Linked DNA regions of Homo sapiens: region 2 is linked to region 1. Evidence: chromatin loops called from intact Hi-C (ENCODE). Cell type or tissue: Caco-2. All regions are shown on one strand.

Region 1 (4,000 bases):
ACTACTTTTGGCTAACTTAACCCATTAAAGTAAGAGTGTAAATTGGTGTGTGTGTGGCGTGTGTCTATGTGTGTATTTATGTATTCCTGCCTCACCTCAAAACATCAGTTAGCTTGTTCCTTTATCTTACATTTCCTGTGAACTGGAAGTTAGATCTGAGTCTTGATTAGATTCAAGTTAACCGTTTAAGGCTATAATATATAATAGGTGATGTTTCTGGTTTATATGGCATTATAGCTATTTATTTAGCTAACGATTCTGAAGGTTGTTCTTTAATTTGGGCTGGGATAAGCTGGGAAGAGCTTCTGGTCCAGGTTGAGTTTGGATGGTCTTGGATGCACTTGCTCATGTGTCTCTAGTCAGCTGATAGTTTGGCTGGGTTGACTGACCATGGGTTCGGCTGAGATGGCCAGTCTTTCTCCATGTGATCACTCACTCTTTCCCATGCTAGCTCATTCTCATGGCAGCTCAGGGTTCCATGCATGAGAACAGACGCATGCAAGGTTTTTTGAGGTATAGGCCCAAGAAAATCTCAAGGCCAGTCCAGATTCAAGAAGGGGAGAAAAACACTTTACTCCTTGATGGAAGGAGTTACAGTGTCACATTACTAGGGTGTAGGTACAAGGAGGGAAAGAATTGGCGGCCATTTCTTTCATCTACTACACCTGGGTTTGTAATTTTTGTCAGTGCATGATTTCTCACCTTGTGTAAGGACCACTGACAGGAAAATGTCTCAAGCTACTGTTGAAAATGTAAGTTTCCGGGCTGGATGCGCTGGCTCAGGCCTGTAATCCCAGAACTTTAGGAGGCCGAGGTGGGCAGATAACCTGAGGTTAGGAGTTCGAGACCAGCCTGGACAACATGGTGAAACCCTTCTCTACTAAAAATACAAGAAAATTACCCAAGCATGGTGGCGGGCACCTGTAGTCCCAGCTACTTGGGAGGCTGAGGAAGGAGAATGTTGTGAACCCAGGATGTGGAGCTTGCAATGAGCCGAGATCGCGTCACTGCACTCCAGCCTGTGCAACAGAGTGAGACTGTGTCTCAAAAAAACAAACAAACAAAAAAACCAACCAAACAAACAAAAACAAAAAACAAAAACAAAAAAAAAATAAAATGTAAGCTTCTGAAAAACCAGGTGCAAAGAATGTGTCAGAGTAACAGAGAAGCCCTGGAAATGAGGGTTTTGCGTTCAGCTGGGACGTCAAGTTACAGCTGATGAGCTTTTTCCAAAAATTGTCGGGCAGGTTTTAAGGATTAGAGAAAATGTTTGTTGAATAGCTAGAACAGTTCTTAGCACATAATGGGCGCTAGAGATGATGACTATTAAATATTTAGAATTATTTAATCAGTATTCTTCAAATGTATTTTGAATACCTACAGTGAAATATATCTTTTTTGTTGTTGTTGTTTTGTTTTGTTTTAAAGACTGAGTCTCTCTCTGTAGCCCAGGCTGGGGTTCTATGGTGCAATCTTGGCTCACTGCAACCTCTGCCTCCCAGGTTCAAGCGATTCTCCTGCTTCAGCCTCCTGAGTAGCTGGGATTACAGGCGCCTGCAAGAACGCCCGGCTAATTTTTGTATTTTTAGTAGAGATGGGATTTCACCATATTGGCCAGGCTGGTTTCAAACTCCTGACCTCAAGTGATCTGCCCGCCTTGGCCTCCCAAAGTACTGAGATTACAGGTGTCAGCCACCACACTCGGCCAATATATAGGTTTTTTAAAAAAACGTGTATGTTTTTTTCCCCCTCAAGGAGCCCTACGGTTTTTTAGGGAGAAAGAGAAGTAGACAACTGAAATACAGTTTGATAAATGTTTTCACATGATATTAATAAACTGCTATCTACAAGTTTTTATTGAGCACCTATTCTATGGAGGACATTTTGCTGAGTTTTTAGTAGATGGTGCTAAAGTATGCAGGTTTTTTTTTTTTTTTTTGAGATGGAGTCTCGCTCTGTCACCCAGGCTGGAGTGCAGTGGCCTGATCTCCACTCACTGCAAAATCTGCCTCCCGGGTTCACGCCATTCTCCTGCCTCAGCCTCCCGAGTAGCTGGGACTACAGGCGCCCGCCACCACGCCCGGCTAATATTTTTGTATTTTTAGTAGAGACGGGGTTTCACCGTGTTAGCCAGGATGGTCTCGATCTCCTGACCTCATGATCCGCCCGCCTCGGCCTCCCAAAGTGCTGGGATTATAGGCGTGAGCCACCGCGCCCAGCCTAAAATAAGCAGTTTTAAAAATACTTTGGGTTCTTATAAATAATGTACAATGACTTCAGCAGCATTGTTGGGGAAGGAACAATATCCAGAATGTTACACCAGTCAGTCATTTCTGAAGAATCTGTTGATGATAAAATGGCCCATTATTTTTTCTGCTGCTAAACCAAAGGCACTATGACCTGCTAATTCTCATTTACTCAGCAGGCGGCGCTCCAGCACCAGGGATTGCATTGAAAGTGACAATTTAGTGAAACAAGGAGGTTTTTGGTTAATGTTTGTTTTTCAGGCTAAAAAGGAAAGCCGTTAGGAAAAATAAACAGTTTATCAGGCATTGCGACAAAGACACTTGAGGGGAAAGACAAGCTGTCACTTCAAGGACAGGAAGAAAAATCCCTGCATCTGTAGAATCATCAGATGCATGACTGTCTTGTTAAAAAAATGATGAAATGAGGAAGGAAGGAAAAGCATCTGAGATAAAAGAGAAGATTAAAAAAATGGAAAACAATTGAAATCATCTGCAAGCAAGGATGGAGGAGTACCGCCCTGGGAGAGGGATGTGGAGGAGTGTTGCAGCAATTGGAAAAAATGAAAACAACTGGAATATAATTGGGACTCATTCTAAGTATTCAGATGTACCATTTTCTTTAGATGCCAAATCTGCATAATTGGTTTCAGCTGCCCAACCCACACCCAGTTCTTGTTTTGTAACTTTCAATAGTTTGAGGTCTTCAGCACGTAAACGTTTGCACCTAATGACAAGTGCCTGGTTTCTAAATCAAAATTGCCTTATAGTTTCCAAAAATTTCAGGTCAGGAATACAGGACAGCTGAATTAGTAATTAAACTTTAGTTAAAGGGATTGGAATAGAAACAGCTAAATTAAAAGAAAAAAGTATTTATTGTGAAAATGGTTGGATTTTTGAAGGGTCACTTGTGCTAACCTGCTATTGGGATTAGGGATAATGCTTCCAATTTAGGCTTCACTCTCTCTACTTGGCCATTAAAATAGTTTTCTCAAGAAGAACTTCTCTACATTTATCTTTCTGTATCACATAAATAGCTTAGCTAGTCTTTTTTCTGTAACGTTTTTAATGTAACACCATTTTACTTGGTTTACTCTTTCCTGGAGAGAGATTTAATCAGAATAAGTTAATCTGAAGGCACTCTATAAAACAAAAGAGAATGAGCAATTGTTAGATTGATTGTTTAGACCTAGCCACAGTCTATGTAATATATGAATTAAATTGATGCAATGAAAGAACTATCATACAAGTGGTTCGGAAACATTGGTGTGTATCAATGGTGCCAAACTTTCTTAAAACATAGATTGCTGGGTCCCACTCTCAGAATTTCTGGTTTAGTGGGTCTGGGGTGAGGTAATAAAATGTACATTTTTAACAAATTCTGGGTGATGCTAATGCTCTTGGTCCAGGGATCTGATTTTGAGAACCACTGACATACTTTTGCAGAAAAAGTTTTCTATTTGATTTGGTTATGGTTATGGCTTTGGTTTTCATCCTCCTGCAGTTATATATGGTCAGAATCAGATATTTAATGAATGGAGGAGGAGGAAGAGGAGGACCAAGTGGGCAGATATTTGTTGAACACCTGGTATATACTTGCTTCTATGGCTCTTTACATTCTTAATCTTCTCACTTAATCTTCCCCATGACTGTACAAAGTATGATTTGTTCTCCCACTCAACAGATGTAGAAACTGAGTCTTGAAGAGGTTGGGAACTTTTGAAAGGCAAACAGCTAGCTAATGGCTAAGCTGAAAA
Region 2 (4,000 bases), 690 kb after region 1:
TCTGGTTCTTGTTGGTCTTTTCTTATGTCTCAGGATAGCCTCAGGAGTTAGGAAATCAAGATGATGAATAATCTCAGCTGACATTCGTTGAAAGCTTTTTATGGGTCAGCACAGTTTGAAGCACTTCATGTGGATTAGCTCATTTAAACTTCAGTGAGAGATGTATTATCTATTACCGCTACAGGCACAGTGTCTATGGTCTATGGCTCAAAAACAAGGTATGAGAGACTTGGCGAAAACATGAAAGGAGGCCAGGCGCGGTGGCTCATGCCTGTAAATCCCAGCACTCTGGGAGACCGAGGTGGGTGGATCACCTGAGGTCTGGACTTCAAGACCAGCTGACCAACATGGTGAAACCCCATCTCTACTAAAAAAAAATATATATATATATATGTACAAAAAATTAGCCGGGCATGGTGGTGCATGCTAATCCCAGCTACTTGGGAGGCTGAGGTAGGGGAATGGCCTGAACCCGGGAGATGAAAGTTGCAGTGAGCCAAGATTGCGCCGTTGCACTCCAGCCTGGGCAAAAAGAGCAAAACTCCATCTCAAAAAAAAAAAAAAAGATAAAAAAATATGAAAGGAAAACCGCAAAATTGAAATTAATATTAATCAATTTTACAACAAAATGATAAAATCCTCAAATATTTTAAAAACAATTGCCTATATTTAATAAGGAACATATGTCCTTTTGAAAATGTGCTTACTATTTTGTAAGGTAAGACTATCAAAGTGATTATGAAAGTTTTATTGCCCTGTTCACAATAATTTTACTTAATAGAAATTATTGTTAACCCCACTTTGTAGATGAGAAAATTGAAGCACAGAGGATTTAAGTAATTTGCTTTAAGCCATACAGCTAAGTAAGGGATAAAGAAAGAATTCAAACTTTGAAATTCTGACTTTGTGAGTCAAAGTCAAGTCATATCATATCATAATGTAATGCATTCCTCATAGACACATACGCAGACACACACATGCCTTTTCAAAAAAGTTGCCTAGGGAAATTATAAAGGAATTGCAATTTGGGGCTGTTGTAAATACTTTCAGAGAATCTGTAGATCACTAAGCTCTTTGACCTGCAGTTCAACAGCGCAGGGCCACTGAACGCAGCTACTCAGGAGGTTCAAGGCATAACTGGCCGCTGCTGTGTTTGCAAAGATTGTATGACAATGGCACCGTGGAGTTGGGCAATGTGGCAGCTCTATATCAAGGCCATTAACTCTGAAATCTTAGATAGTAGTACAGATCTTGTTAAATATTGCCTAAAAGGAAGAAAAAGTTAGAAAAGTATTCAGAGGACGCCCCTTTTTTTAAAAAAAATTATAAGGTCTTGAGTATTATGCAGTAGTTGATGTACTCAATTAAAAAAAAAAAAGAATCTGCCACCCAGAGAGCTTAGGTCATGTGACTTGCTCCCAATCTTGCTCCCAGTTAATGGCAGGACCAAGACTACAAGGCCGATCCTGGAGGCCCCTGGGACTCATAGGTGTGATGCCTACCGGCATTTTCCATGGCTGAATTTCAGTTAAGAGATGCATCAAGTTTCCACTACAGAGGTTTTTGCAAAATGTCCTGAAATCCTGACTTAATTTCAGAGACTTTATATGTCCTCACAATAGCTGGAGAGGAGGAAATATTAAGCTGACGGCTTAGCAGGCAAATATTTATTTTAAAAAATGTCACCCCCTGGCACGCAAACTGAGCATCTTGTTGCGCTTGGAATTCTTTTTCCTCTCCTGCCATCTGGTGGTACTTCTGAGCCACATTTTCATTCAATTGTGCCAGATCTCAATAGTCATTTCTACAAAATTTGTTTAGCTTTCAAGGTCTTTACTGCTCAGATCATTATCACATTCTTAGGAAACTTGTTATTTTTTATTTAATATTCAGGACAAAACAAAGGTTTATGATTCTTTTTATATACCAGAGTATTTCATTTCTGTTAAATGTTTGTTTCTAAAATTTGTAGTATGTGACATTGTTAAAAACATGACCGTGAATATATATTAATTTACATTTTATATTTAATGGGAAACCAAGATGTAATTTTATTAAATTGGATATTTACTTAGAATCATTGGTTGCTGTGGTATCAGGTATTGAAAGAAAAAAATGCTATTTAAAAAATTTCCTTTTGAAATGACCACTTGACTGTGGCTATTGTTGCTGATTTTCTTGTATCATCAAGTATTTGCTCACATTACACTTGTAATTGATAGAAATCAGTTTCATTATCACTGCTAACAATCATTTCTTAGATCCATTTCTAGGATGATCCTCAACTTTTCTGCCCATCCACTAGTCATGGTGATTTTCTACAAAACTCCAGCTCTATAGCTTCTCTACAGAAGTAAGCCTGGCAAGCACTGGCCCACTCCTTCAGTTGCCACCTTCTCTGTAACCTGATCTATGGGACCTCTGCCTTAGGGATCTGACTTTGACGGGAGATGGGGGGTTGGGTGGATGATCTCACTTTCTTTTTAATCTCCAGTCTCGCAAATGTTTTCCTGTAGAACCCAGGTCAATTCTACTGTTTTAGTGTGTTTTCTGCTGCTATAACAGAGTACCTGTGACTGGGTAATTTATAAAGAACTGAGGTTTCTGACAATGCTGGAGGCTGGCAAGTTCAAGGTCAAGGAGCCCACACCTGTGAGGGCTCTCATGCTGCGTTATCCTACGGCAGAAGGCGAAAGAGAAACAGACCATGCAAGAGGAGGGAAGAGGCCCAAACTTGTCCTTTTATCAGGAGACCACTCCCGCTGTAGCTAACCTACTCCCACCATAACAGCATTACTTCATTAAGAAGGGCTTTGCCCTCTTAAGGATCTCACCTCTTAACATTGCTGCATTGCAGATTAAGTTTCCAACAAATGAGTTTGGGTGGGTACATTCAAACCATAGCACCTACCCATCTGTGAAGAAAAAGTCTGTTATATAAAAATCAAACACAAAATTATAAATAATGAATAAAAGGCTGAAAGAGACTCCAAATAATCATAGCCACATCTTCAAGTCAAAGTAACAGTTTAAAAAATGGAGAACAGAAAAATAAAATGCAGGCTTCGGAAGAGTTAACTGAATATTTTTATTTATCCAAAGTCAACATGTAATTAGTGTTTATTCTCAACACACAGTGGTAACCAGTACACAAAAGATGACTGAACAGGATTTGTTGATTAAAGGATACAATGAATAAATGCTTCAAAATTAGTTTGAAAAGTGTTAGTTGAAAAAAAAATTTAATATTCAAATTGTTAGTCAAAAATTCATTGAAATGCTTGAAAATGATTAGTCTGCTAAAAGGTAACAACATAATTTGTTGATTAAAGAGCAAATAAATACTAAATGCTTGCAAATTATTAGTTTTACCTTATAGGTACTACTTTTACCTATTGTGAATTTCCAGCTCACTTTCCCAGTCCTATTTGTATGATACTTATGTATGGGATAAACAAAACAAAGCATCCTGAAGTCTTTCTTGAAATTGGATTAATTAATTGCTACCAGTGTGCTCCTTGTGTTAATATACAATGTATTTTTGTAATGTCCTATTCCAAAGTTTTTAGCATCTTAACCTAAAGATGTTTCTTTATCCTGAGAGTCAGGTTACTGTTTTCTTGTTGTAATATGTTTGTATAACTAGAAAACACTGAAAAACTTTCTACTATATGAGAATCAGTTAAGGACAGAGAAAGGTCTTGATTTACCCAAGATAAGCGCTAGGAAAAGAGATGAAGTCCCAGGTTTCTGGCCTGTATATGCAGTGCACTGCCCTGCACAATTGTAAAGAAATTCCAGGCATAATGAACAATGTACATTTCATCATTTACATGAAAATAAAGTCAATACTCTAGAATAATACTTCAAAAATTGGTCAGTTTTCCCATGCAGTCCCTTGAATGGGGACATTTTGCTGTGATTAATAAATTGGGTCAGTAATAAACAGCATTAGCAGGTTAGGAAGACAGCCAAACACTAGTCAACATGAATTTTCCTC

The links. Hi-C counts contacts between places; a loop is a spot of excess contacts. Peaks named below come from ENCODE experiments on the same cell type or tissue, not always from the same donor. Only the 100,000 strongest peaks of a DNase experiment are listed, where the experiment ranks them.
Region 2: a loop joins it to region 1, with 11 times the contacts of the local background. A loop is called at or near these places in 85 of 110 quality-filtered maps.

What each region holds. Positions count from the first base shown.
Region 1 is chr3:23,996,699-24,000,698 of GRCh38, forward strand. No RefSeq gene overlaps it. Among named protein-coding and RNA genes, the nearest start is that of NR1D2, 53 kb to the left of the region's middle. In Caco-2, a CTCF peak has its summit at 2,448; a DNase peak (open chromatin) is centred at 2,433.
Region 2 is chr3:24,682,226-24,686,225 of GRCh38, forward strand. No RefSeq gene overlaps it. Among named protein-coding and RNA genes, the nearest start is that of THRB, 190 kb to the left of the region's middle. In Caco-2, a CTCF peak has its summit at 1,738 (motif pointing left); a DNase peak (open chromatin) is centred at 1,136.